Regions from separate parts of the Mus musculus genome. Here regions 2, 3, 4, 5 and 6 are each linked to region 1. The links are chromatin loops, found by intact Hi-C in ENCODE. Cell type or tissue: left cerebral cortex. All regions are shown on one strand.

What was found. A loop is a pair of places that touch in the nucleus more often than their neighbours do. Peaks named below come from ENCODE experiments on the same cell type or tissue, not always from the same donor. Only the 100,000 strongest peaks of a DNase experiment are listed, where the experiment ranks them.
Region 2: it touches region 1 in a loop (2.7-fold over the local background); 17 of 42 quality-filtered maps call a loop at or near these places.
Region 3: it touches region 1 in a loop (6-fold over the local background); 31 of 42 quality-filtered maps call a loop at or near these places.
Region 4: it touches region 1 in a loop (7-fold over the local background); 19 of 42 quality-filtered maps call a loop at or near these places.
Region 5: it touches region 1 in a loop (2.2-fold over the local background); 17 of 42 quality-filtered maps call a loop at or near these places.
Region 6: a loop joins it to region 1, with 4 times the contacts of the local background. A loop is called at or near these places in 2 of 42 quality-filtered maps.

Annotation. Positions count from the first base shown.
Region 1 is chr11:31,246,140-31,251,139 of GRCm38, forward strand. No RefSeq gene overlaps it. Among named protein-coding and RNA genes, the nearest start is that of Gm40822, 79 kb to the left of the region's middle. In left cerebral cortex, a CTCF peak has its summit at 2,546 (motif pointing right); a DNase peak (open chromatin) is centred at 2,537; H3K27ac peaks cover 206 bases.
Region 2 is chr11:31,371,035-31,376,034 of GRCm38, forward strand. No RefSeq gene overlaps it. Among named protein-coding and RNA genes, the nearest start is that of Stc2, 3.5 kb to the left of the region's middle. In left cerebral cortex, a CTCF peak has its summit at 2,657 (motif pointing left); DNase peaks (open chromatin) are centred at 2,059 and 2,629; H3K4me3 peaks cover 768 bases.
Region 3 is chr11:31,613,095-31,618,094 of GRCm38, forward strand. It overlaps Gm35063 (a long non-coding RNA gene), which reads left to right and starts at 4,710. Exons shown (of 3, transcript XR_381134.2): 1 at 4,710-4,897. In left cerebral cortex, a CTCF peak has its summit at 2,243 (motif pointing left); DNase peaks (open chromatin) are centred at 1,358, 2,234 and 4,337.
Region 4 is chr11:31,635,222-31,640,221 of GRCm38, forward strand. No RefSeq gene overlaps it. Among named protein-coding and RNA genes, the nearest start is that of Gm35063, 20 kb to the left of the region's middle. In left cerebral cortex, a CTCF peak has its summit at 2,992 (motif pointing left); a DNase peak (open chromatin) is centred at 2,977.
Region 5 is chr11:31,360,268-31,365,267 of GRCm38, forward strand. It overlaps Stc2 (stanniocalcin 2), which reads right to left. Exons shown (of 4, transcript NM_011491.3): 4 at 1-261. Among named protein-coding and RNA genes, the nearest start is that of Stc2, 7.3 kb to the right of the region's middle. In left cerebral cortex, no CTCF peak of the experiment used is centred here; a DNase peak (open chromatin) is centred at 2,220.
Region 6 is chr11:30,674,332-30,679,331 of GRCm38, forward strand. No RefSeq gene overlaps it. Among named protein-coding and RNA genes, the nearest start is that of Acyp2, 27 kb to the left of the region's middle. In left cerebral cortex, CTCF peaks have their summits at 115 and 1,925; a DNase peak (open chromatin) is centred at 1,955.

The DNA of each region.
Region 1 (5,000 bases):
GATTAACCTTCCTATACTTAAAGGATAAACAGGCTGACAGAGAAATTAGGGAAGCAACACCCTTCACAATAGTTACAACCAATATTAAATATCTTGGTGTCACTCAAACTAAACAAGTGAAAGATCTGTATGTCAAGTACTTCTAGTCTCTGAAGAAAGAAATGGAAGAGGACCTCAGAAGATGAAAGATCTCCTATGCTCATGGATTGGCAGGGTTAATATAGTAAAAATAGCTATCTTGCTGAAAGCTATCTACAGATTCAATGCAATCTCCATCAAAATTACAAGTCAATTCTTCATAGAGTTAAAAAGAGCCATTGGCTAATTCTTTTGGAATAACAAAAAACCCAGGATAGTGAAAACTATTCTCAACAATAAAAAAACTTCTGGGGGAATCACCATCGCTGACCTCAAGCTGTACTACAGAGCAATCATGATTTAAAACTGCATGGTACTGCTACAGCAACAAACAGGTAGGTCAATGGAATAGAATTGTAAACCCAGAAATGAACCCACACACCTATGGTCACTTGATCTTTGACAAAGGAGCTAAAACCATCCAATGGGGGGGGGGAGACAGAATTTTCAACAAACAGTGGCTAGTTCAAATGGTGGTTAGCATGTAGAAGAATGTAAATCAATCCGTTCTTATATCCTTGTACAAAGCTCAAGTCCATGTGGATCAAGGACCTCCACATAAAACCAGATACACTGAATCTAATAGAAGAGAAAGTGAGGAAGAGCCTGGAACACGAGGACACAGGGGAAATTTACTGAACAGAACACCAATGGCTTATGCTTTAAGATCAAGAATCAACAAATGGAACCTCATAAAATTGCAAACTTCTGTAAGGCAAAGGACACTGTCAATAGGACATAATGGCAACCAACAGTTTGAGAAAAGATCTTTACCAATCCTACATCCAATAGAGGGTTAACATCCAAACAAAATTAACAAGGTAAGTAGAAGGTAGGAGGAACTTGGGATGTAGAGAATAGGGCCAGGGGAAAAAGAGGGGAAGAATCAGGAATGGGAGGAGATGGAGGACATGTACAGAGGGTCGGGAAAATGAACAGAGTTGTATAGCAATGGGGCATGGGGAACAGGTGCTGAGAAAGCAAGAGCCTCCCAGGACCTCATGGGAATGACATTAGCTGAAGTACCCCCCAAAGGAGAGGGAGAACCTGTTGAAGCTATATTCAGAGGTTAGGTATGCCTCCCTCCCCCCTCCCGCATCCATCCCACATGCAGACACCAAACTAGGACACTATTGCAGATGCCAAGAAGTGTTTGCTGATGCAGCCTGATACAGCTGTCTCCTGAGAGGTGCTGCCAGATTCTGACCACTAAAGATGCTGATGCTTACAGACAACCACAGGACTGAGCACAGGGACTTCAATGGAGGAGTTAGGGGAAGGACAGAAGGAGATGAAGGGGCCTTATCAGTGTGAGAGGAGGCCCTTGGTCCTGTGAAGGCTTGATGCCCCAGTGTAGAGGAATGCTAGGGCAGTGAGGAGGGAATGGGTAGGTGGGTGGTTGCAGGCAATAGAGTGGGTTGCTTTTTAAAAATTCCCACAACAGGGGAGCACCCTCACAGAAGCAGGGTAAGAGGGAATGTGATAGGGGGTTTGCAGAGGAGAGATCTGGATTGAATAATATTTGAAATATAAATAAAATTAAAATATCCAATTAAAAAGTAGACAAGAAAATAGCCTTTCTCTTTGCATTGTCCCATGAATTTTAAAGCAAGCATAACTGTACACAATTGTAGCATAGTCCAAATATAAAGAAATTTCATCACCCTCATTCCCAAGTCCTTCTGCTCTTCCTGTAAATTCACATCCATGTTACCTATGACCTCTTTTGACTGATGAGCTGCACTCCATCGTTGGGATTTTTATGCACATCACACGTTGAGTCTCAGTTTATTTCGTGCAGCAGAATGCTTTTAGATTTCTTTGAATTCATATTTGAATATTTTCTTGGCTTTTATTACTGTGTAGTGTTCCTTGCTGTGGTGTCAATTTTACCTGTGTAGGAGGCTGCATTGAGTGCCTGGCAAGGATACACTTCCTGGTTGTAAGCAGCTGTTTTCTTAAGTATCCTGAAAGAAAAAGAGGAGGTATAATGGGGTGGGGGTGGGGATGGGTGGTGTATAGAGAAACAAAGAGAGAAAGAGAAAAAAAATGAAAGAAACAGAACATTTCATTCCCCTCATAAGGTCACTTATTAACATTAGAAAGAGTATCACGTAATTATACATCAAAGACCTCTCATCTCCATGTAACCTTGAGGTATTGGGAATTGATTGACCGAGGACATTTAAATTGGGTCAGAAGCTCTTAGTCCTCAGCATAGGCAAAACATCCTCTTTTAATGTAACTGTTGCTACTTAAATACTTGTAATCTGGCCACTTTATAAACTAAGAAAAGAAAGATTATAACCGTAGACACTCTGTTCCCTCTGGAATTTGGAGTGTGTATGCAGTCTTATGTGAAAATGTAAGAACAAGTAGTAATCACAAGAGTGTCCAGCAGAGGGCACTCTGAGGATAAGATATGACAACACATTGGGGAAAATATGGTAAGAGTTATGTAAAAGGTTTGTAAAATTCTCAATTGTTATCGTCATCTAAACAGAATCACCTAGGTAAGAGTTGGATGATAATTGATAGAAATAGGTAAGAGGAAGCATACAAGACAGTGCTAGGAGCCAAGCATGAAGGTCCTTGCGTTTACAGATCTCGGGAATAAAACCGGAATGTTAAGCACACAGGATTGTCTTTCCAATGGGAAAGATGTAAACAAACAAGCAAACAAACAAACAAACAAACAATAAGTGTATATGAATAAGGAGTTCTATTTATGGACCTGGCATGAGTTAGAGTGGAGTCATGATGTCTGCGGGTGTAGGACTTGAAGTTTTGGAGTTCCTCCAGGGCTTCTCTGGTCTCAGCTTTGGAAGAAACCATTGATTTGAATGATTTACCATCTATGCTTTCAAGATGGAGTTTATGAATAGTCTTGATTTACTGTAGGGATTTTTAAATGGACACAAAAGCACAACAAAGTCTCCTCTATAACCTAACTCCAACAACAGCAAATATTTTAACTGTTTCCAAAAATTGTTCTGACTGTATTTGAAGGTAAATCACAGGCATGGTATTATTTGGTATGCAAATAATTTTATTTACATGAAGCTCTTTCTAAGAGTTGAAAATTCTGTAAGAAACTTATTCAAATGAACCCAGTGGTCACAGTTCTCCAACAAGATGCATTTATGCAGTTGAGGGAAAGGAGCTACTTTGAGCCTCTAGCTTCTAGGATTTAGAAATCCTGACATAGGGGTAGGATACTAGTAGCAATGTACCCATGTTCTTTAACCCTTGTGACTTCTGTTTTTATCACTGTAGTAGAAATTTTAAAAATATCATTTACTTCAGAAGAAGTAGTGGACTTACTAAAAATGAAATACACTATGAATATAATGTGTTTAATGGAGCTTTGAGTATTATAAGTGCCAAAAATGTATACAATGCAAATACAATATATAAAAATGAACTAGAATATCAACTAATATTTTATCAAAAATATAATGTTGAAACACCTGAATAAATGTTTTACTCAACTTTATTGCTTAGACAGCTATTTAAAAATACCAGCTTAAATTAGACAACAAAAGGAGGTCAAAAAGAGAACTCCTAAAACTGACAAGCAATTTGCTCAAACAAATCAGTAGCCTTCCTCTATTCAAAGGATAAACAGGCTGAGAAAGAAATTAGGGAAATAACCCAGATACAATTCACAGACCACATAAAGTTCAAGAAGAAGGAAGACCAAAGTGTGGGTTCTTTGGTCCTTCTTAGAAGGAGAACAAAATACTCACAGGGGAAAATATGGAGATAAAGTATAGAGCAGAGTTTGAAGAAAAGGCCATCCAGAGACTGTCCCACATGGGGATTCATCCCATATACAGTAACTAAAACCTGGACACCATTTTAGATGCTGGAAAGTGCTTGCTGACTGGAGCCTGGTATGGCTGTCTTCTGAGAGGCTCTGCTGACAAATACAGAGGTGGATGGTCACAGCTAACCATTGATCTGAGCTCAGGATCCCTGATGGAGGAGTTGGAGAAGGGACTGAGGCGCTGAGGGATGTATAGCCCCATGGGGGAAGCACCAGTGTCAACCGGCCAGACCCCCCCTCCCCCGAGCTCCCAGAGCCTAGACTACCAACCAAAGAGGGGCCGATGGGTCCTATGGCTCAGGGACCCATGGCTCAGGCCACATATATGGCAGAGGATGGCCTTGTTGGACATCAGTGGGAAGAAGTGTAGTGGAATGCCCGGGAGGGAAGGTGGGAATGGGTAGGTAGGTGAGTGAGAGAGTACCCTCATAGAAGGGGCATGGAGGATGGGATAAGGGGTTTCCGGAGGGGAGACCTGGAAAGGGGATAACATATGAAATGTAAATATATAAAATATCCAATAGTAGGGGAAAAAGAAATGTTTAAAGCTGAACTCAGAAATAAAAAAGCCTGACCACTCTTCTCCTATCCAATATAGTTCTTGAAACATTATCTAGACAGTGCATCAATAGAAAAAATGAAAAGGATACAAATAAAAAGACATATATCTCTGTTTTTAAGTAGTATGATGCTAGTTTTAAAAATAGATTTTTTTGGGGGGCGGGAAAGGGAGTTTAGGCAGGGTTTCTCCCTTCAACTCTGCCTATCCTGGAACTCACTCTGTAGATGAGGCTGGCCTCAAACTCATCGGGATTCACTGACACTGCCTTCTGGATGCACGGATTAAAGGTGTGCTCCACCACCACTGCATGATGTTATTTTTGAAATACCAAATGATTCTACTAAGACTCTCTTAGATCTGATACAGATTTCCATCAAGTTACCAATATACACATTTGAAACACACACACATTACATAATATATATCAGTAGTGAGTATGCCAAGAAACCAGAAAAAAAATCCATTCACAAT
Region 2 (5,000 bases), 120 kb after region 1:
GGCCCAGGCAGCCTTGGGTCAGGCGGCCACAGACCATCGCGTGCCCAAGAGGCCAGAGCTTGACAGGCAACTTTAGGCGTCTCCAAATACAGTCTTCAATTTTCTCCAAATGCCACTCGGCCCACTTACGGGTTTTGTTTGTTTGTTTGTTTGTTCTACTCTGCAGTCCTCTGATGTAAAATTAAAGCACCCCACCCCCCAAATCTTGGGACCTTCTATTTTTTTCTCCTCTTCTTGGAGCCCCCTCCTTAAGCACCCTGAGAATCAGATCGCCTTCAGCTGCAATCTCCGCTGCTGGAGGAAGCGGGGAGAAAGTTGGGCGCTGCCGGGAGCGTCTTTCCTCCCTGCTGTGTGTGTACGTGTGCACGCTCACGTCTCCCTCGCGCTGGGCCCGGGACAGGAACTGCTGCTCTTGGCCTCATAAACCCGAAGGAGTAATTCGGGGGGCCAGCTTGATTGGGGGAGGGTGGAGAGGCGAGCGTTGCCACCTAGCGCCACATGGCACTCGTCCGGTATTGGCACTCCTTGCCCCTCCCCCGCAGTCCCCACCCTAGTCTTGGAGAACAGGTGAGCCTGGGTACCAACTCTCAACCCCCGTCCTTGCCCGACTTCCCGCTCGCCCGCGCATTCTGCAGTAATGCGCCTGGGAGGTTTCATCACCCACCGCCCGCGGCGACTGCAACCCTGGGCCTCCGAAGCGAGGCCCGCTCTCAGCCTCTTCTGCGCCTACGTGTGACACACCTGGGGGAGGGGTATAGAAATGAGCGCGCAGGTTGTCTTTCCGCAGCTGTTCAGCTTCTCTGGGTGCCAGCTGCCCTCCAGCGAGGGAAATGAGAAGCTGGGGGTCAGGGTGACTGCTGCTTCAGAAAGGAGGAAGGAGCCCTGGGAATGGGCTTTCCAATGGGCAGGACTTCTTGGAGCTTCTGTCTTAGTACCATACAGTTCTCGGCCCCAGGAAATGGTCAGTTTGAATCTCTTAGTCTTCGATGGTAGGAAGAAACTGGCCATTCGTCACTATAATAGCAGTGACTTCCTCATTTATCTTTTGAGGAAAGTGGTGGATATTGGGTATAATGATGGACCATCCTTGCTTGCTTGAATAGTCAATTTAGCTCCCTTTATTAGTTTAGGAGATGAAGACCCTCCTGTACATCCTTCAAAACAAAACAAAACACACAAACGAACAGCATTTTGGTCTGCCCCCACCCTTTAAGGCCGAAAATTTCCTGGGAGAGTCAAGTGGCCCTCAGCCTTAACTTTAGAGCTAGGTAACCTCTCTGTGGCCTCTTTCATGGAACAAAAATATCAGAGAAACAGAATCTGGAGATTCAGGCAGCAGAGGGAAACCACCCACTTTGTTCCATTGTAGAGAGGCCCTGCACCTGCCCTCAGAGGATCTGCATGGTTTGAAAAAAAAAATCATCTTGAGGCTTTAACTTCACATTTCAAAGGAATTTCATGGTTCCCCCTGAACCTACTGCTGCTTTGGAAAGAACACATAGTAGCTAGATGCGTGGTATAAGCACACATGGGTATCCGTTCTTGAAGTTTCATCTCTGGCCAATGCCAAAGCATGCAGACAAAGATGTTCTCCCAGTCCATTTCAACAGGGCTGCAGACAGACTGGGAGGTTTCCTGAGTAATCCTCTAAAGGCCCAGAGCAAATGTTGTGGGGCATGGATCACACTGGTGTCTTTGTTGTAATTTCCCTCTTCTCTGCAGACTCCTTTATCTCCCTCGGGCTGGGTTTGGCAGTTGAGTGGAATGGGCTGGGGACAATAGAGGACGCTTACAAAGCTAGCACTTAAGCACAGGCATCAAACACATTGCAAGGTTGAAAAATTGGTATCTCTCTAACCCTAACATCCACCCTAAGACTTGGAGGAGCAAGAACTGGCCAGCCAGTGCTGCCCTTGGGGCTCCAGTGTCTGTGGACAGGCCTACTTCAGTTTGAGACATATAACTGCTGAGACAGGACTGGTTTGTCTGTGACAGCCAGACTTGCGGGGCGGGACCCCTGCTTTCCCTTTACCAGTTGCCCTCACTCAAGTCCAAGAGTGAAGTGCTTGGGTTGAAAGCTAGAGGAGAGTATTGCCAAGTGGATGCAAGGGGAAGAATGTTTCCATGGAGACAAAACACAAGAAAAGAGGAGGGACACTGTGAGTTTTGTGTTGAGAAGGAGGCTGTCTAGTTTGGTGCTAAAGAGGGAGACGAGGTAAGACTGGGCCACGCTGCCATATCTGCACCCTCTGTGGAAGACCTATCATCTTGATAGGTATCTAAAGATGTGACAAAAGATGCTCTTTGATTGGGTTCTCCTTAGTACTTAGAGGAAGCTGGGGGTGGATGGGTACATTTTGGAACAAGATGAATCTAGTTAGTGGAAAGGAATAGGTTGAACTTTGTGGGTTGTAGTATCTAGAAGGACAGAAGGTATCCTTGCTCCGATGTGAGTAGGTGGGGGTCTAGCAGACAGGCTCATTCTAGCTTGCTGAGGCAGGGATTATAAGTTGACACATGTCTCTAGTCCAGGCTTCTAAAGGGTTCCAGAGCCTGAGAGAGGAACATGGCTCACACTGGGGAGCTCCGCCCACTAAATGTCCCAGCCTATAGGGGCAGGCTGGCTGAGCTTATGGCACCACCTTATGGCCAGAAAGGGTACTGTCTGACCGAGTAGTGGACTCACTTCTAGGCCCTGTAACATTAACTAGGCGTCCCTAAGGTCTGCTCGGTTTCTTCACACCAGCTCGCCTTGGTCAGCCAGTTCTCACAGGGCTATGATTTAACTTCATGCGCACAAAGAAGGACATCTCTCTCAAACATTTCTATTCTCCATCTTTCCTCTGCCCTCCATCGCCTTCTGTGCACTCTGCTTTTTCATACTTGTAAGAAGGAAAACAAGACAAAAAGGGGTGGGGGTTAGAGGTAAAACTGGAAAAAGTGTCAAACTGCTACATTAGGCTCTCCAAATTCTCATAAGCAGAAGTCTCCCTTAAAAAGTCCTGATTCTCCCCCTTGTCCTCATTCATTGGTTGCTTTATTGACCAGGCTTCAGGATTAAAGGTGACGAAGTCTTTCCCATTTGGTTTTGCTTACTAATAAATCTCCAAAATGTTTTCTGTTCTTTTCCCCCCTTAAACCTCAGCTCTCCAACATCCAACTGAAGAAGGCTTTTGGGTCTGGCCTGGAAACCAACCACTTACAATATTTTTTTAAAGCTGGGCATAGTGCTGCATGTCTTTATTCTCAGCTACTTGGGTGTCGGAGACAGGGGGATGGCTTGAGCCCAAAGCTTCTTGGCTAGCCTAAACAATACTATGAGGAGAATACATTCTAAGCTCCCTAACTAGCTTTCAGAGTGCTGGAACAAATTGCTTGTGAGCTGGGCATTTCCTCTGTCTCATCAATTAGTACTATTAGCAGTCAAGCCATCACTGGATTGGCCAGAGATACAAATGATATAGAGGAAACATGTAAAGTCCCTGTAAGGACACTGTAGCCCTTACAGCAGACTTGTTTCCTGGGATAGCATGAGAAGACAGTAACCATCAAGTGTCTTCTGTGGACTGAGCTGTGTTAGGGTTTCATCACAAAGCCCCAACAGGACCCAGAAACCATCACCGTTTCCCTTGGGATGGAGCTTTTTCGTTCTTCTCGTGTGCTAAGACAAACTTTAGGAAAAAAAAAATATATCCCAAACAAGGGGCTGCCTGGCTTTACAGCTGAGGCCAGAGGGACACTTGTTCTGGGAGGAGGTGGTGTCCTTCTTGCTGGTTTTGAAACTTGAGCTTAGAAATGCTGGATTTCTGATGGATGAAGGAAAAGGTTTTTTGTGGGGCTTGTTTTCCAAATGAGCCTGACTTTGGAAATCTTTGGTAAATGATGAAATTGGTTAATGGGATTTAACCCTCATAATGCCTTCAGGAGCCTTTGAGATGTTTCTTCTTTTCCTTCCCCCTCCTCTTCCTCCTCCTCTTCCTCTCCCTCCCCCTCTCCCTCTCCCTCTTCCTCCCTCTCCCTCCCCCTCCCCCTCTCCATCTCCCCCTCTCTCTCTTTCTCTCTCTCTCCCCTTCTCCCTCCCCCTCCCCCTTTCCCTCTCCCCCTCTCTCTCTTTCTCTCTCTCTCTCTCAGCAGTTCTATTCACAAAGAGTGCTACTTCAGGACTTGTCAATTTTTAGAAGTCCTCTGAAGACAACATTAGAAGAAAGGATAGAGTGAAAGTCTATCTTAAAATTATTTGGTAGGACATTTGGCAAGTCTATGTATTCTATGCATAAGTCATAGAATCTTGGTTTAATTTTTATGTCTTTTACATTTTATCATCCTAGGGTTTATTTAATCATTATTCACCAATTACTGTCAATTATGGTAATGATCTCTGAAGTGGGACGCCAAGGAGGGATGATGGAATGATCTGGAAGGATGATGCAGAGAGAAAGAAACTGTTGGTGAGTCATGTAGAGTGCCCCCTCTGTTCTCAGGAAGGTATGACAGACGATGACACCATCTTTGCAGTCTTCAGCTAATGGCCACTGTTCCCCCCCTCCTCCCTTGGACATGCATTTATTTATTTAACTTCTGAGTAAATGGTAGTGTTTATGGGGCATACTTATTTCTTTTGATTTCCATGAATGTAGAATTTCTAATCCTATGTACAAAATGGTCTAGAGGAAGACTGACAGTGGGAGATGCACAATTGTTAGAGATCAATGCAAATGAGATCAATGTAAAAATGGCAGTACTGCACACTGGGAATAACGATGGCACCAAGAGCCATGTGAGCAAGTCCTAGGCTATGAGCCAGCTGGATGCCAACCTAGATGACACTATCCACCTTACGGTTCTGTGAGCAGGCAGAGACAAGGAGCAAGCACCATATTTTCATCCAGTTAGCCATTCAACAGGAACAGTTTTATCATAAAATATTTTACAGCACCAACTTAGAACGTCCCATCTTCCTAACAGAATGGAGGCCAGTGTTCTTTATATCTTCTGTGATG
Region 3 (5,000 bases), 370 kb after region 1:
GTAGCAGAGGTTGGCCTAGTCGGTCATCAATAGGAGGAGAGGCTCTTGGTCCTGTGAAGACTCTATGTCTCAGTATAGGGGAATGCCAGGACCAGGAATGGGAGTGGGTGGGTTGGGGACCAGGGGGAGGGGAGAGGAGATAGGGGATTTTTGGAGGAGAAACTAGAAAAGGGGATAACATTTCAAATGTAAATAAAGAAAATATCTAATTTTAAGAAAAAAGAAAAGAAAAGAAAAAGAGTCAGTCATGTGGGGATTGAGGAAATGAAGGGGAAATCCTTAGCCACTGAGGAGATGAGGAGGCCATTTGTGTATCTGTGTGTGTGTGTGTGTGTGTGTGTGTGTGTGTGTGTGTGTGTGTGTGTGGTGTGTGTTTGTGTGTGTATGTATGTGTGTATATGTGTGTATATGTGTTATGTATGTGTATATGTGTATTGTGTATACATGTGTCTGTGTGTCTGTGTGTTGTTTGTGTGTATGTGTGTATGTGTGCTTGTGTATATGTGTGCCTGTATGTATATGTGTGTGTATATGTATGTGTATATGTGTGTGTGTGTGAATGTGTGTGTGCCTATGTAGATGTATGTCTGTGTGTGTGAGTCTGTGCATGTATGTGTCTGTGTGTTGTCTGTCTGTCTGTGTATGTTTTGCACACACATGTGTTGGGAGATCATTTGGAAAGGACAAGAGAAGGCAGACATATCTGATCTTTAAACTGAGATGTGCAGTGTAAACCACCCCTACCGCCCACGACAGTGTCCCACACCAGCACAGTGCAGCTCAGTGTGGAAATGTTGGGAAGGCAGGGGCGTTGATGCTCTGTGCTGTGAGAAAGCCAAGCCACAGAAAGGACCATGGGCTCTGCTCAAATCCCACAAGAAAGACCCCACTATGGCAACAAATGCCTGGTTGTCATGTCACCCCAGTGCTGACTTCTAAAGGAATCAATTCTCTAGCTGTCAAGTGACGTCCTGGCTTTGAGTCTCCATAGGTAAAGGTCAGCAGGAAGGCAGCTCTGACTTCCTAATGCCAAGTGTCACAGGAGGATGAAGTGGCTGCCTGAAGCTGCTACTGTCAAAGTAGTTCCGTGTGAGTGTGTGATCTACCGGGAGCCCAGCGTGGCAGGACAGAAGCCAGGCAGGGGCTAAATGAGAGTCGGAGAGATGAAAGAATGACAGAATACTTGAGCATGCGCATTCATCTCAGAGCATGTGCATTCGTCTCAGCAGACTGCCCAAGCCCTTCTATCATCCCCAGCATGTCCCGGTGAATAGAGAGCACCAGGGTTCTCATGGTGTCTGCAGTCTCTAGAACTACAGACTGGTACCTCCTTCTGAGAGCCCCTGATGTGATTTCTTCTCCACTCCAAACCACTGGCAAATTCGCTAGGAGCTAGAGGCAAGAGGGAAGGTGTGCGTGGGCAGGAAGGGAACACGAATCTCTGGCTTCTGTCATCCACAAGCTAGTTCTCGTTTTCTGCAGAGACTGTGTTCTGAATGGCAACCTCAAGATGCCCGTGCTTAATGTCGGGCAAAAGCTATCCTCTAACTCAGCAGCCCCGCATCTCATCTGGCTGCAGATGCTAAGAAGCTCCTGATGAAGTTCACCTAGAGTCATGGGTGGACGCAGTGTTGGCCGAGGTGGTTTTGTGAGCGCCACCCAAAGCCTTTTGATCTGACCTGCTTGACAATTGATGCAAAAGGCTCTGTCTGTGAAAGGAGGATTTATAGGAAGGTAGGGTTTGCCTGCCTAGACACCACGGTGAGCAATGCCCATCCAGCTTAGGCAGTTGTCTCCCTGCTGAGGACTGCTTTCTGAGGCTCTGTGTCTACCTCTTTCGGAGGAAGATGAACTTGCCTCTTAATTCTTTTTAAAAAAGAAAACGACTGCATTCTGGGGTCTCACTGCTCTTGAAGCTTTTCCTGATGTGTCACCCAAGAAGAGCTGGGCACACTCACTCACTACCGCCTGGCAGCAATGACAAAGGAGGCTAAATTGTACCGTGGACAACAGGATCTTTCAAGAACTTCTCATTGTAAATCAACTTTAAGAGTGCTTCGCCAACTATAGCCTTGGGAAAGGCAGTCCGCTCAGCAATTCCCTTCTTCTGACAGGCTATTCACAAATTCCTGAGCATCTCAGAGCCAAGAAGTATGCAGCTAATTTCTTCTATACAGCCTGAAACCCATCTCAAGTCCTAAAAAGCTTATCAAAGTGTGTGAGCTGGTGCCACCTTTCGGGCATTAGTGGTACTGCAGCCTAGCTCTGTTATAAGTAAATGTCCAGACCTAAAGCATCATAGAGTCGAGAGATACAGTATGTTTTTAAAAATAAAAAATAAAAATCTTTATATGAACATTAGTTGGTATTATTTTGCAGGGAGTGGACTGGGGTTCTTGGTGTTGGAGACAGGAGTCATGGATATGTGTGAGGAGATGAAGACAACTGATTGACAGAAATGTCTTTGAAAAATTCTCTGTGTAGAAGAAACTGATCCAGTCCTAACCCTCCCCCCACTCGCCCCCAGCTGAGAGTTGGCCACCCTGTGCGATACTCCAGGAAGAGCTTGCTCGATGGGAGGTGTGAGCTGTCTTGGTCACACACAGCCAGGATAGTAGGCTCATCCTTCAGAGTGCAGACGGGCCAGAAAGGAGCTGCAGAGCGTCCATGCGCTGTGTAATTCTCAGGAATAACTTTACAGTGGAGAGTAAAGACAGGCAAAGATAAAGCGAAAGCAGTCGCTCGATGCACCTACCAGGGGTCACGCGCATGCGCTGTTCTTATGATGCCTCACAAGAAGGCCGTTCCTTTTGCTTTGGAGTAAAGAAAGCTTAGCAGGCTGTTGTAACTTGTCTGAATTCACACGCCTTATAGGAGAAAAGGGGTGGATTCAAACTCAGGCCTTTCTGAGGTTGCTTCTGAGAGGTTCCTAGGCTACCCCGTTTCTTCCCTGTTGCTGTCACCGAGAACTCTGAAGACAACGAGAATAAAGGCACTTACTTGTCCTTCAGAGCAATGAGTATTGTGCAGTTGGCTCCGTACCAGGTGACGCAGGAACAAAGGAAGCATGGAGAATAATCCCAAGAGAAGCTAAAACCATGACGTCAGCTGAAGAAGGCTAGTTATGTTGTGGGTCTTAGGTTCATGGAAGATTCTTGCTAGACGGTGGCCCCCGCTGTTCGTCATCGGAATGAGAGAGGAGGAATTTGGTCCCAGCAGCAGCCTACAGATGTCTGTATGGGAGGATTTCCTGGTCTTGGAATGGGTCAAGACAGAAAAAAGGGGGTGCAGGGGAGACACAAATGCACACAAAAGCAGAGCCGGGTTGTCTTGGTGTGTGGGCTTTGAAGAAGCCAATGTCAGCCTTACTAATGGGACTCACTGGGCGTGGCCCTCAGGACTGTGACACTGGCACTTGGGGCTGTAATGGAAAAGTGGCCAGATCCCTGGAGAGTCAGCACTGACTACAGTGCTGGGGAGATAAAATCCCCACATTAGTCTTTCACCACTAAATCGTGACAGATCTCAACAAGCACAGAGCACTGTATGGGGGTAGCTCCTAGGACCAGTGTCTCTGGCTCTGCCCCAGGAAGGGCAAATTGTCTAACTTCTATGAAGTTGGTCCCCTGGTCTATAAAGTTGAGCTAAGGCTGTGCTTGCCTAACCTGCATGAAACCAAGGCTTCTGTCCCCAGGGTCTCAGAGAACCAAACCAACAAAACACTGGACCAACCCCGGGGCCCCAGATCAATCAGGATTCTGCAGAGAAGGCCTTGCATCAGCTCAGCGGTTCATGAAGATTGCCTGACATGTTCTTGATGATTGATAGCCAGTCCCTACTCCCCAGTCTCTCGAGTTCACACAAGTCTAAACAAGCTCTGCTTTCAGAGAGGAAAGGCCTTGGTTTTATGTCCTTGGATGAATCCTGCAAGATTACTCTATCAAACTTAGTCAAGGGCACTACTTACAGCTAAAAGGGGTCCGGGGTGGTGGTAATGATAGAAGCCCTCCCCCACCCCAGGCCTGTCAACCCAGATCTTCCTAGACCTTCTAGAGCAAGGGTTACTTACTGTCCCCTTGGGCCAATCTATCTAGTCAATGTTGCCTAGTTGCATTTGGCCCATCTAGGTCACTTGTCCACCTAGAAACAGATTCCAAAGAGACTCTAAATTCTCTTTGATCAAGCTGGCTTCCAATTTCAAGCCCTCTGCTGACTTCCCAGTGGCTTCAGCCAAGTCCCTTAATCTTCCCAAGCTGTGATTGCCTCACCCATAAGGTGGGATTGAAAGCCTTGGGGCTCTGTGCTATGCTTGGAATTAGATTACGCAAAGCACCTGGCGCAGGGCCCATGTGGGGTGAGTGCTGAGAGGGGTGGTTCCTCTCTCCAGGCCCTAGCTGAGCCACGTGAGGGCACAGCTGGCTCCCCACAGCAAAGCTTCCTTTCCTTCCTTCTTCCTTCCTTCCTTCCTTCTGTTCTTTCTTTCTTTCTTCCTTTCTTCCTTTCTTCCTTTCTTTCCTTCTTTCTTTCCTTCTTTCTTCCTTCCTTCCTTCCCTTCTTTCCTTCTTTCTTTCTTTCTTCCTTCCTTTCCTTCTTTCTTTCTTTCTTTCTTCCTTTCTTTCTTTCTTGTTTTTGTTTTGGTTTTTTTTGTTGTTGTTGTTTTGTTAAATTGTATTTCTTTATTTTACTTTTCAAGGGTGTAAAACCAGTAGTATGTCTTTGATAGAACCCATATCTCAAACCTGGAATTTTGATTCTCTCCTGGGATCTCCTGAGATCGCCACCTCAGTACAATCTTCTCTGGCAATGCTTCAGGCTGCAGCCAGTCACCAGCTATCAGGGGAAACACTCAGACACAGCCCGCTGTGTAGCCCAGTTGAGGAGTGAGGCTTGGTATAATGTGGGTTTAATGCTCCTTCGACTGTGGTTTCCTGTGGCTTTATCACCTGTCCTTCATGAGCCCAGGAGACCTAGACTTTATCAGACAAGGCCTCCTCTCCCCT
Region 4 (5,000 bases), 390 kb after region 1:
GTGTGCCTCCGGGCACCTTTTGGAAAGATGCTAGGATTCCTCATGACGTGGGAACTCCTTCCAGCCCTCGGTGTTAAGTAGTAGCGGCAGTCACCGTGGACCACAACTACGTAGCTCTTTTAAGAGCTTCTTTATGCCCGAAAATTCATGCCGTGTAGCTCATTCATTCGAGGTGTTTGATTCAACAGCCTCCGGCGAATTAACAGACCGAGCATCCAGCACCAGAATCAACTTCAAATCATTCTTTTCACCCCCTGCAAATCAACCCTGACTTGACAGCTGACAGACACAGCCCTTCCCCACCCAGCAGCCTTAGCCCAGCACCCAAAGTGCAGCTTCAAGGGCTGTCTCTGAGTGTGTCCTAAACACACCACCATTTCCCCCTGGCAGCTCTGGCCTTGTAAATGCCAGACTAGGGCAGCAGTAAAGAAAGAGCTGAGGAACAGGAGTCCCTGTTAGATTATTGAAAGTCAGCCATAGAGAGACAGAGGACAAAGAGAGAGAGAGGCTTGGGCTGACCTCAGGCTGGACCATGTTTATTCTCACACCTGCATAGTATGGGTGGCCAAATGAGATGACCTGAAACAACTTCCATAGTCTGCAAGGGAAGCTGGGAAATGTAGTCTTTCAACGGGAAACTCAGTCTTCTTATAGGTTCAAAGCAAGCCAACAAGCACTAAGCCCTAAGCCTTAAGGGCTTGCTTTTGACAGATGCTCCCTCCTAAGTATCAGGAAGGCCAGGTTTTAATTCAGTCCTCAGACACCTTGTGCTCTGGTGGGAACTTGCCCCTGTGCCAATGAGATCCAGCCAATAGCAGCCTTTGTCTCTTTCAGGTCCAAGATTTGCCTCACACTGTGGAGGACCTCTGTGTAATCTGTGACACCCCAGTTTTGTCCTCACATCCTGTGAGGAGCAGCTATCCCTAGCCATTTGGCTATACCTCATCATGCAACAGTGCCTGGGAATGGCCCTGAGCCTCTGGGGATCTAGGATCAGGCCCGTAACAATCGTAGTGCGTTTATACTTGGGGATAATGTGTGCTGATTGTTCTTAGAGCATTTTCCTCTGCTAATCCTGGCGATTCAGGGCCAGACTCCACTATGGATCTAGTCGTGGGTCACCTGCCCCACACCAGGACCAACCTCCCTTGCCCCTCCCCTGCCTTCTGGAAATACCCCTGACTCCCCCAGATGTCCTATCCCCTTTCGCCCCCACTCCTCAACCCCAAGACTCTTCTATGGTCCTGTGCCCTTCTCTACTTCCCTCCTTAGGACTTGTCTGCCTCTCCTTCTGTGACATCTGTCACATGCCCTGCCTTCTGCTGTTGGATCACTGTGGGCTCAGGCCTTTCTTAGAAAACAAGACAAGACTGCTTCTAGATCAAAGACTGGACAAGCACTAGCTCCTGGGGAAAGTGGAGTGGAAAAACCCAGCACCCCCAGAGGGAGACAGACCTGGGGCTGGGGATTGGCTCTTACCACATGGCTGGACCACCTGAATTCCGAGGACTATTTCCTAGGCTGAGTGAGGCAGCACATCCTTGTAAATTCAGTGCTTTGGAGGATCAGGTCATCCTCAGCTACACAGTTAGTTCAAGACCAGTCTGGGTGACTTGAAAACAAGAAAAAATGGAACCACTTGCTCACACAGCCTCTGTAGGCTTTTAGAGAGGGCCAAAGTGAGCTGGCTCCAGACGGCTCCTGAGCCAGAGACCCAAGGCCCCTTTTCCCCCAACCGCTTTACTTCTGATGCTTAGGTTTTCTTGATTGCTCTCTATTTTACTATTAACTGAATTCACAAGAAGCCTTACTTACTGCGTACTGTTCCAAATGCCTCCCAGAGCAATTCTTGACAAGAGTGCTTTCAGAAAGAGGCAAGTAGGGCAGATTTTGGGATGGTAGATTTGCGTATAAATGCAGATCAGCCATTTTCAAAGCCTCATATCACACACACACACACACGCACATACACACACTCACACCCTGCCCCTGGCCAGGTCAACCACTACCTGTGCACTTGTTGAAAACACACATTCTCATAACCCCCGTGCTCCACAGGCTGAAACAGAAGGATGGAGAATTTGAACACAGCATAGCAAGTCTGAGACCTGGTCTCAAAGAAAAAAGAAAAAAAAAAAAAGCAAAACAAACAAAATATGCACTCTCATCTCAGGATGCAGCCTAGGCCCTGGGAATAAGAGACCGGGTAGCAACCTTGATCTGTGACTTTTGTGTGCATTCGAGGGCACCCTCACATTGATACCCCTGCTTTACAAACATGGAGAAGAAAACACAGAAATCCTGAGTGACAGGTCAGGACCACACAGCCCAGCTTAAACTCAAGGGTCTTTCCTCACCCAGTGTCAGTGTTTAGTGTAGATGTGGCTGGTGACAGCTCATTAAAACAAGCTAGAATGTTCATGGCCTTTTCTTTAAAACATTGGTTGACCAGAAACTGTGGTTACCGGAACTGACTGGTTGGCAGGTTGGGAGAATTCAGCTGCACTGTAGATCGTAATGGGAACGCTGGATGCCTACAAAGCAAGTCTTTTTTAAAAGTTCATTTCCCCAAAATATACACAAATCTGGATTGTGTATGAGTCCTCCCAATTTTAAGGAAATCTCTATTGCAAACTATTCACGTTACTTTTGAGCCCCTGGAAGGCTGCACAGAAGACACTGTGAAGTAAATCTGGCTAGTAACTGCTCAGAGCCTCATCTAGGGACCCCGCCCCCCCAACCACCACCTTCCGTGTGGGCCGGCATACAAGGGACTTTCACAGCACAATTACTAGATTTTGTACATACCAGTCCCAGCCTCGAGACAGCTACACAGGAGAAAGGGGGGAGGGGTGTGGCAGACAACTGATTTGAGTCCAAAGACCCAGATTATGGTCACCTGGGTTAGCATGTTTTCTCTGGTGCACTCAGTGGCTGGAGCCTGGGCACTGTTGACTGCAGGGGCTGCGCGCGCCCTCTTGTGGACAAAGAGGCACACTGTGGAAAGCCTCTGGGAGAACTCAAGAGCTCCCTGCGGGGCCCAGAGCAGCCCAGAGTGGCATCCAGAGTTGGGGAGGCTGAGAATTAAACGGGTGCACCCTACCCTGAAGCTAAAGAACTACTCAGAATTGCAACAATATCAATAACTGTAAGTACAATAATCATGATCATATGTAGACCAACTAATGACCATTAAACATCCTGTGACTTAAGTTGTATTTACATTCTACCCAATGTGATTCAACCAGCAAAGAAGAGGGTTTCTCAAAATTCTTTATTCTGACATTACTTCAAGCTCAGTGGGAATTAGCAGAAGAGAAGTGTCTCTTATACATCCGCTTTTAAAACCACTAATACAGTGGGACAGTGGTGGTGCATGCCTTTAATCCCAGCATGTGGGAGGCAGAGACAGGCAGATTGCTGAGTTCAAGGCCAGCCTGGTCTACAAAGAGAGTTCCAGGACAGCCATGGCTATACAGAGAAACTCTGTCATGAGAAACTGAACCAACCAACCAAATAAACAAACAAACAAACAAAAACACTAATAGTCTTCACAATTGCTTTATCATTCCCACGCTCTTTCCCTCTAGATGGAGGAGGGGGAAGGAGAGAGGAGAGAGGGAATGTGAGACCAAATGAGACTGAATATGAATGAGCAGGCCAAATCTATATTTTATTATTCACAATTAATTAATTAATTAATGTGCTTCTGGTGGTTTTTTTCATGAGAATGAACCCCATGGGCTCAAATTTGACTGTTTGATCTCAAGTTGGTGGCACTGTTTGGGAAGGATTGGGAGGTGTAGCCTTGTTGGAGATGGAGTGTCACTAAGGGATGGGCTTGGAGGTTTCAAAAGTCGCTGCTGTTTCCATCTTTCTCTCCCTCTCCCTTACCCTTCCATTCCTCCTCCCCCCTCTTTCTCCCTCCATCTGCCTTGTGATGGTTGTCTCAATATGTAAGCTCTCAGCTACTGCTCCAGCACCATGCCTGCCTGCCTGCCTGCCTGCCTGCCTGCCGCCTCCATGCTCCCCACCATGATGGTCATGGACTCATCATCTGAAAATGTAAGCAAGCCCCCAGTGAAATTGTTTTTTTAAATAAGTTGCCTTCATCACAGTGTCTCTTCATAGCAATAAAAAAGCAAATGACTAAAACATTGCCGAACACCATCCCCAGGGTCTTGCTTTACCACAAAGCTAAATCCCAGTCTCACAAACCTGCTTTTATAATAACCCAACTCTCTTAAGATAATGAACCCAGGTCTGAAGTAAAGCCCTGAAGCCATTCTAATGGCACAGCCTGGGGACTTTGTCTCCTTATAAGCCCCGACCCCAGCACTGTGGCATTATGGATGCTTTTTCTAATCCACTCCTGAGATGAAGGCACAGCCCGGGGACCTAATCACCTCCCAGCACTGTGGAATTGTAGATGACATTTCTAACTCCTGGACTGTATCAAGGTCCAACCACAGCAGCTCATGAGCTTTTGGTTTTGTTCATTGGCTGGTGGCAGATCTGTCCTGCAGGATGCCAAAATGCCAGGGTCTTTCCTCTTTGCTCAGAAACAGCTTTTAGACAGTGTATCCCTGAGAAGGCCACCTCTCAGCTCCCTCCGCATTTTCTACCTGGCCATAGGCCTTCAATGCTCTCCAGTGCAAGTCTTTCACCAACCCTGCCAGGGACGACTCTAAAGGAAATAACCTCCATGGGGAGGTGTGAACTGTCTCCAGGCTTCATGGGTTCAAGCTCCCTGGCAGGAAACCAAAACAAGCCTCTATTGTCCTTGGTGAGAACCATAAGATCTGGGTCTGCTTCTCAGCCCTGAAGACACAAAGAGGAAGTTGCTGATGCTGCCCTCAGAGACTCCTCAGGCTAGGGCACTGGTCAGGAACAGGACAAAGCATACAGAGCTAAGTGTACCTGTCTAAGTTTTATTGCTGTGAAGAGACACCATGACCAAGGCAACTCGTATAAAGGAAAACATTTAATTGGGACTGGCT
Region 5 (5,000 bases), 110 kb after region 1:
CGCTCACCCTTGGCACCTCTGTTGGCTGTTAGGTGATGGTCTGTGTCCCGGTGGTGAGGCCTGGAGAGCTGAGCCCTGTCTGCCAGGGGCTGATGCTCTGGGGCTGCCGTGGGAGGTCTCTGTATATTGGAGGTGCAGAAACTCAGGATGGAGCAGAGGCCTCCCCAGCTCTGTTCACACTGAGCCTGGACGCTGCGGGTGACTGCCTCCTTCACATCTTCCCCGCAGGTCAGCAGCAGGTTCACAAGGTCCACATAGGGCCTAGAGATGAGAGCCGAAGCAGAAAGAGTTAAGAATGGAGTATGACCTAAAGGAGCCCTGGGGAGTTGGGACTAGGTCAAGAAAGAGGGAGACACTGTTTAATTTGGGTGATCTTTGTGGCCTTGGTTCCATAGCAGGCAACTGAGGGTAGTAAGGCAGGTTCTTGCTCCTCAGATGGGTGTAGAGCCCTAGGAAAAGGGGCCATTGACAGTGTGTGGATACACAGAAGGAAAGCCAAGGGCTAGCACATTAATTTAAGGTAGCAATTCCAGGCAGACGAGCTGTGTGAACAGAGACCATACCTTGGGCACATCCAAGCTGCAGAAACTGGTGAGTTTTAGTAAGTGGTGGAGGTCCTTCAATATCAAATTCATGTGTGTGTGTGTGAGTTCAGTGAAAAATTCAGCAAGTGTTGGACTAAGGAGCTCTTGAGCAGCCTTCAGGAGACCCCAGAGGTACCTTGCCCTTCATAGGTATTGTCAGTGAGGCACTCCCAATGCCACTTTCCCTGCCTGTGTGCTCCGGGCTTATGCTTACAATGGAGGGCTTTCTGGAAAGCTGCTGGGTATGCCTGTCTAGGGAGTCTGCGAAGGACTGAGATGTGCTGGGGATGGATGACAGGTCCCTGTGGTGTCATCTCCCTTTGCAGGTAGCAGGGAGTTAACATGTGGTCCATAGCCCTCAGTCAGCCAGGACTCCCCTTTCACTGGTGTGTGGGCTGGCTGTCAGGGTGCCTGTGTCCAGAAGGAAAACAGCTCTGTGAGGCAAACAAGGTCTGTGGGGGGCTCAGAGATGTGCTCTCCACCTGCACTGAAGCCAATGACAGACAGCCTGAGTTCTTCTTTAGCCAAACAGGTGGAGGACTTCGCTCCAGGGGGCAGAGGAAGTGTGCGCACTCTTTATATTTATAGGCTTTCTTGGTAGAATATGTCTCCATCAGCGAGTTCTCAGGACCTATCCACTGAGGTTTTCTTAACTCTCACTGGCCTCTTTGGACTCCAGAAAGAATGTGGGATGCTTTGTGTGACTCTGTGTGGCTAACTAGAATTAAGCAGTCTCTAGCCAGTATACGTCCTGGACATATCTGCCTAGGACATACAGCTACCCCCCCTCCCGCTCCCCCGATAGGGAAGTCACCATGGGATGTGCAGCCATTTATAAGGAGCAAGGGTTCTTTCCTCCTTGAGACTTGACTTGACTCTTGGATGGCTACCCTAGAGTGTGTGTAAACTTCCCCTGCAAGTTGGCAACTGTTGCTCTGTAGAAAAAGCAGTGTCTGTTATGTGTGCTATAGTCACTGCCATTTGCTAGTTGCTCCTCAAATAGGATTGAGTTGTCCTTACTTTGAGGATGTAAGAGCCAGAAAGAGTGTGAAAGGAAAGTTCCCTCTGGGAACACTTGGGCATACTTCCTGGCCTGAGAACAGCCCAAAGGAGCATTCTGGAGCTGGCTGTTTTGAAGACTACATTACTCCTTAGGCTTCAGTTTGTGCCCAGCTGGTGGGCTAGGTCCTGAGGCTCTCTCCAGCAGGCCTCTGCCAGTGGTAAAGGATAGTTTCACCCTGTCTCATTGAGCCCTTTGAGGAGGAAGGTACCCAGAAAGGGATGCTGAGATTGCTCATATCCTTCCACCTTTTGGAAGCAAACACTATTTTATGAAGCTCAAGTCTACTGAGTCTGTCTACAAAATGGAAGAAGATGTTCACTCACTTGCTGACTCTATCAGAATCTGAACTGACTCTCCCCTTTATGCTTCTTAAATGAAACTCTCCTGGGAATACAGTTGTCTCTGGTGCCTTTCCCATCACGTGTATCTACCATTGGATCCCGGACCTTCAAGGCAGACACTGGCCTCCAAGGCAGGACTGACTAGTCCTCCACTCTTGGGCTTGCTCTGTCTTCTCTCTCAGGGAGGAAGCTGAGCCCTGTGGGGAGGGTGTGTGTGGCCAAGTAAGTTAATTTAAACCGTGCTTTGGGTTGGCAAGGTGCCTTCTCATGCTGCAGGCTGAGCCTGTCTGATGACAAAATCCAGCACTCAACTGAGTGTCAACAAGGCTGAAGGAGGGGGATGTGCCTGAGGCTCCAAACCCTTGGTGGCTGCCAGTACCTGGTGACAGGGTGTGCAGAGACCAAGGGAGATGGTCACAGCTAGGAGGAGGCAGACCATAAGGAAAAAGTGGGGTAGATAGGCACACTGACAGGGGCAGCTTGCAGCAGACTGGCCACTGCTGCTGTAACCTGCTCCCAACATGAGCCCAAGAGAGGATGGAATGGTTTGGATTCTGCAGCAACCGACTTCCTCCTCTTTAGCGTGAAAAAGCAAAGTTGGCTCACATTCTAGTGTTCATGACTCTTGCCACACACTCAGAGATGACTTTCTTGGTATTTTAGGGCTCAAAGTGTCCTTTAGCCAGTTAAACTGGTTGAAAACTTGGGAAAGTTCAGGCAATTCAGCTTGAAGTTGAGGCACTGCAGAGATGCATTGCAACAGGGAATGGAGGGTTTCAAGGGAATGTAGCTGGAGTTTGGCCCAATCCACTGCCCAGAAGGACTGGCTTAGCAGGAGTAGGCCCTGCACGTGGTCTCCTGGCAGTGTTCTTAAGACATCCATGCCTCTCCTCAGGGTGTGGGTCACCTGCATCTCCAGAGCAGGCCAGTGTTAGCTACCATTGCTTATTCTAAATGGCATGCAGGACCCTTTGAACAAAGAGTCTGGAGGCCATGCTTCTCTGGGAGAGACACGAGAACAACACAGACACTAGAACACAGACACTAGAACAGCACAGTGCTTCAGCCCTTTGTAAATTCTAGGGTGGGGTGTGTGTTCCCCAAACCTGAAAATTCCAAGCTATCCCAAAGACTTCCCTTTTTAAGAGGATATCAACATTTCACACACTCCAGGACTCTACCAGAGATGTTTACCAGGTGCCCAGCCTCCCACTCACAAGGTCAAGAAGCCATCTTAAATCAGTCACAGAGCCTTCAGAGGTTCCTTGGCTGTAAACATGCACTTCTTTCAAGAGCACCTTGAAGTAAAAGACCCTAACCCTCTGGTGACGATGATGGAGCAATTAAAAAAAGGAAGATGCTCTGGTCACATATGAAGACCCAAGAAGCCTTATCAGGTCTAACAAGAACAGGCTAAGGAAGAGCGGGGCAGAAGGCATCCCGACTTACTCTTCAGATGCAGTTTCAGTCATACAGTGCTTGTGGATTCAACTAGCCAACCCCAGAGCACTGTTTCCAGAGACTGCTTGGCTCTGTGCTGAAGCAGACTTTTTTCTTGACACTATTTCCCAAGCACTGTAGACTAACATCTTGCAGCAATTGTGTTGTCTTTAGGTATTATCACTCATCCAGAGTAGATGGGAGGATGCTAAGTCATATGCAAATACGTCACTGGTATAGCTAAGGCTTTCTCATCCATGGATGTTGATGTCAGGGAGGGCCTTGAAGCGTCCATCCCCAGTGCATAGCCAGAGAAGACTGCATTTCCATTCCCCAGGCTTCAAGGTAGGAATCAAATCTCACAAGTAAGAAACAAGCTCTTAGTGTCACCAGCCTTCTCTATGGAATGGAGATGCTACCTTCAATCTTGTAGTTAGTTTGGAAAGACAAACGTGGTAATCCATGGGATATCCCATAGACAAGGTCCTGGCACACCAAAGAGAAATCCAAGACAATTACAATTGCTGCTGCTATTACATCATTGCTTTGTAAATATTCGGGAAAATAAAAATATGTTGTAAAGTGTTAAATGGGGTTCTAAAACCATGCAAGATATTTTTCTTTTGAAAAGAGCAGTTTGCAGAATTTCACCATGAATAATTCAATATTGTACCAAGCAAGGTGTTGCAATCTTCTAACGACCATATAAAGTGGGCAGATAGGAGGGGGCTTCTGATAGAACCTAGGCATTAGTGTGGTGAAGGCAGGGAATATGTTGGTGACATAACTGGGAGGTTGTCCCTAAAGTTGTGCTGATTTGGCCCAATGAGTCACTTTGGAAAGACAGGCATTGCTACAGAGGGGGCAGTGACTGGCACTGGTCTGCTCAATGGTGGCTTCCCTTTTGATCTGTATCTGTCTTTGGGGCCTATAGGCCAGATTTCATGTTAGAAACAATGGTGTAGTCTGCTCTAATGCCCTGCAAAATCCAGGATCCTACAGTTGGGGCAAGTTTCAAAGAATGAGAGTTTTTGGCTTTATCACTGAATTGTGACTTTTAAAATCCAATTTAGCATGCATGTTTCTGATGTTTGTTTTGTGCTTTCTTCAGAAGTAGAGAAGGGGAAGGGGAGTCTCTGAAAGACGAAAAGGCTGCGGATCAAATTGGAACATTTAAGAGTGTAAATGTTGTAGCCACACTGCCTGGACGCCAGACCCTAGCTTTGCTTTTCCCTGTGTGTCATTCACCTCAGCAGGCTCAGTTTTCTCATCTGTGAATTGGGGATATAAAGAGTTGTTGTGAGGGCTGGGTAACATCCTTGGCAAAGCATCTAGCAAACAAAACCAGGTACCAGCTGTCTATACTGACACCCATGAGCTACTTGGACCACACAGCAACCAGTTGGGACTTGGCTAGGGGCAGAGTGGAAAATAATCATCTGTTTCTGTTTGTGGGAATTTCAAATCTGATGATCTTCTGGGGGGCTTTCTAGCTTTCTGGAGCATTCCCCCAACTGTATCTACCAGGAGGTAGTTTACTTCCAGAAATAGCATCCTTGAACATACTTCCAG
Region 6 (5,000 bases), 570 kb before region 1:
TTCTGACCTACAAGGTAATAGCATCATGTCCACATGCACAAACCCACACTCATGTAAATACATCATCTAAAATAAAAATCAATCCTTCAGGGGCTGAAGAGCGCTCCCAGTGGTTAAGAGCATTGGCTACAGTTGCAAAACTGTTGTGAATTGGGATTGATGACAGAGGCAAGAAGGAAGTCTCAAACTCAGAGGTTAGGTTATAACAGCTTATTTATTCATAAGTAGCAATAAACAAGTAAATGGTAAAATGGGGCTGTACTTGTTTACACACACATACATATATGCTTCACTAACCTCCGGTCTACCCTATATCGTAGCCTGGTTTGATGGCAGGCGCTGGAGAAGTCTTCTGTTGCTTTATGGGTTCTGCTGGAGCTGGAGCTGGAGCTGGGTCTGAGAGATGTGGGCTTGTCTCATTTGGCAGCGGGCGACCAGGTGGATTCGTCTCTAAGCAGGTTGACATTTCTGTTGGACTCCAGGAATGAGTAAGTTGCCGTCCCAGACTGGAAGTTATTTAACCAATTTTAGCCAATCATAACTAAGGCATTCACACATTACTTCATTGAGCTTCTACCTTATCATATTCACTCACACACGCTCTAGGCTTGGTTACATGAGGACCGCGTGGTAAGTGCAGCAGGGAACCAGAGCACCCCAGGCAGCTTTGAAGCACTGGGAAAAGTGGCTCCTGGGGCCACGCATTCCTTGCAGCTACTCTTCCAGCAGACCTGGGATTCATACCCAGCTCTCATTCTAGGACTGACACCCTTACACAGACATACATGCAGGCAAATGTCAAGGACCTGCCTTGGCTTGGAGAGGGGTCCTGAGAGAAGGGGTGTTTGAGAGCAGTGAAACAAACAACTCAAAGTCAGATTGTAGGTCCTAGCTGGCAGCCTATGTTTTGCTTGAGATAGTTTTCCAGACTGCTCTACGTTCTGCTCATAGAGTTCTCCAGGAAGTTCTCTTGTGCTATTCTAAAAATTCTCTAGATAGCTCATCTCTTGCAGATTGAAAGCCCAGTTTTTATTTACACATCAGTCCAGTCATTACCTCAGGTTCCCTTTTGATTATTCCAATCAGTATCCCAGGGCCCCAGCCTCTTAATTCTTAGGAGATAGCAAGCACATTTATTTTAACATTGCAAAAGAATTTAGAGATCTGCCTGCCTCTGTTAAGCACAGAGAAAAACTATCAGGGTGGGACCCTAGTACAGGTACATATTCTGCAATCAAGGGCTCAGTTAAGTGATTTTGCAGTACCAGAATGCATTTTTTAAGCTAAATTCAGCCAATTACAACTAGAGCGTGCCACAAATTACTTCATGGCTTTTTTTTTTTTCACTCATGCCCCCCCACACACACACACACACATACTATGGCTTGGTTATCTGGGGCTGTGGGTGTGGTCCGAGGCATTGCCCTACAGCAGGCTTGGGCGGCAGACATGAGTTCGTATCACTTTCACTCACTCTGGGGCCATTGGCTGTGCCTCGAGTGCAGCTATACAGCATGGGACCTTGTGAGGCCATGTGTTCTTTCAGTGATGACAAGGTACAAAACACAATAGAAGATATAGAATTGGAATCTAAATACTTAGAGTCATTTAAAATAAGAATGCACTGGAGATATACAAGGGCTTGGGTTTGGTGGCCAATATTGAAAAATTAAAGGAGATAAATTCAAGAGAGTGACATGTCCTAATCAAAAGATTCAAAACAGAAAAGAGAAAAGAATTTGCAGAGAGTGCTTGCTGCCCAAGCTTGACCGCCTGAGTTTGGTCTTCCAGAACCCATGTAATAGGAGTGAATCAAACTCTGCAATTTTCTCTCAGACCTAATCTCTATAGCATAATCTACTCTGGAGTTGACATTTCCCCAATGGGGAAATTCCTAAAGCATCCAGTCTTCAAGGCCCTTTTCTGAACAGCAGGAAGAGGGCAGTGCAAGACAAGATATGGATGAACACAGCAAGACCTCAGCAAAATGTGGCTGACTCACACAGACTATTCATTTCCCAGTGAGTAATCCTAGGTTGAAAACACTTAGACTTCTTTCTTCAGTGATAATGACTGTTAGTTGTACTTTCAATGAGCCACAAGACAAGAATCAGTTCTGCCTTATTTGTAAGTAAGAGATAGACTGCATACTAAGATTTATATGAAATCCTTAGGAAGATGGGCCTAACTAGGTAAACTTTTCTTGTATTTTGAGAACAGGGGACCCTTGTTCATCTGGTCTGCTTTTTGTCTAGAGGGTAGAATTTAAGTTCTATTTTAAAGGTATTTCTGTTCCCAACATCTAGGAAGCCATGAAGATATAATGTTCAGACTGGACATTTGCAGTGGCACAGGCTAGAGTCACCAGCAGGACTCTAGGATAATGAAGCCTGGTATTAGCTTCTTGATAAAAGGTCATCCTCTTGTCACATGTTTGTCCAGAGTTCTCCATACTTTATGTTTGAGCTTTTTCTACCCTCTTAGATTCTCTATTCTCTTAGATTTTTTCCTATCACTTTATTTATCAGTGATCACTCCAACAATGGCTGTTCTCAATAAACTAAGACTTGACTTACCTTGAATGTACTAACCCACTGGGGTTTGTCTCAGTCTGACAGTCTAGATCAAAAGTGGGAATTAGACTCTTTCTAAGTCACCAATAAGATGAAATTTAACATAGAAAGAGGTCTGTGATCTTGAAAGTTCTAGCAGAATGGGAAAACCAGACAACATGCAAGCTTCACAAGGCCTGCTATGGCTGTAGTTTATCACATCCTTAATGTACAGCCTTTAGCAGAGACACTATGAGCAAGCTGACAAATACTAACACTTATGTATGCTTCTAACAATAACAGATTCTGTGCTGGGAAGACATGGGTAATTGTTCTTATGACAATGGAACATGAAGTCTCTTGATCACTCAGGAATTTCCTTCATTCTATAGCTGTCTTAGTCCGTGTTCTGTTGCTGTGAAGAGACCATGATTGTAGCAACTCTGATAAAGGGAAGCATTTAATTGAAGGGTTCTTACAGTTTCAGAGGTTTAGTATATTATCTGCAGGACACAGACAGATATGGTGCTAGAGAATGAGCTAGGAGTTCTAGTAGCAGGAAGGAAAGAGAAACGGGGCCTGACTTGAGCATTTAAAATCCCAAAACCCAGTAGTTTGTCAGTGACAAACCTACTCCACCAAGGCCACATCTCCTAACCCCTGCTGAGTACTACCATTTTCCAATGACCAAGCATTCAAATAAATAAAGGAGCCCATGAGGGCCATTCTTATTCAAACCAGCACATTAGGCTCATCATCCTACCTATGAACTTGAGTTTTGCCTTTAAGACCCATAACTCAACTACTATAAGTTTGTTAGTATCAATTTGCAGTAGATTTAGGCTGCAAAGTAACAAATTTAAAAATATGAAAAGCTATGAAAATGCAGAAAAATCAAGCTTAAAACTTGATTAAACATGTGTATAGACTAAGTATTCTGACACTAAATAGAAATACTGAAAATTTATTTCTATTTTAAAATTCATATGTTTTACTAATGTGTTTAATCTTGATTGTCAACTTTAGACAATTTAGATTTAGAATTACTACAGAAATGACTATCATAGAACACATCATCTGTGGTGAATTGAATAATAATGGCCCTCATAGGATGAAATATTTGTATTCTTAGTCCTAATAGGTGAACTGTTGGGAAGGATTAGGAGATGTAGTCTTGTTGGAGAAGATATATCACTGGGGTGGACTTTGAGGTTTCAAGAGTCTGCATCATTCCCTCATTCCCCCAATCACTGTTCTTCTCCTCTCCTCTCCAATCCAACACGTATGATTGCTAATTACACAAGAAAAAAGTTTAATTTGTTTTCAAATGTCTGATTTTTAAGATAGAACCTATTTACTCTGAGCACTATAGAATGCTTAATATGAAATGTTAAAGCCAGCCCCCACACCATCTTGGGCGTGATCTCAGCAGAGGGTCTCAAGGTCCCCAGAGGACTTTCCACGCTGCAGGCACCCTAGCACACCCGGGACCTTGAGATCACTGCTAAGTGGAACACAACATCAGTTCCAAAACACCCAGAGGATCTTGTGCTAGCAGGAACACAGACAAAGGACACCTGCCCAACCAGTGGCTGGGGTTGGTTCTAGTTGGTGCCACCCCCGCGCCATCTTGGGTGCAATCTCAGCTGAGGGCCCCAAGATCCCCAGAGGACTCTCCATGCTGCAGGGCACTTGAGCACACCCAGGATCTTGGGAATCACTGAAACCAGTCTACACAGGAGAGCACATGGGCAGCAGAAGCAACAGAGCTTCTTGGGAATGGTTACTTCGGGTCTTCATCCTCAGCCAGGAGGCAGAACTGAGACCCAGACCCCTGGGCACCTTCCTTGCCAGAGGAGAGTTGGCCTACAGGAAGGGCTCTGACCCCAGGACTCAGGAGGTGGATCAGAGCTCCAGACTTCTGGACACCTGCCCTGTAAGAGGATAGCTTGCCTGCAGAGAGTGCTCTGACCACTGGGACTCAGGTGAGAGTTGGACTCCCAGGAGTGCTGACAGGCTAACAGAATCACAGGAGAAACAAGCTCCAGCCAGAGACAGCTAGAACATTAACACCAGAGATTACCAGATGGCAAAAGGCAAATGTAAGAATCTTACTAACAGAAACCAAGAACACTGGGCGTCATCAGAACCCAGTAGACCCACCACAGTGAGTCCTGGATACCCCAACACACCTAAAAAGCAAGACTCGGATTTAAAATCATATCTAATGATGGCAGTGGAAGATTTTAAGAAGGGCATTAATAACATCCTCTGGAAGAGCAGCAAACACTCTTATCTGCTGAGCCATTTCCCCAATCCAGGTAAATGTAATTTGAACAAAGAAAAAGAAGTCCAAACTTTCCTAAGCAAGACTAAATTCTGTAGTTAACTGCCTTCAGACCTCATCTGCAAGACTGGCCTATCTCTAGGTGTTCTGCCTGCCAGCCC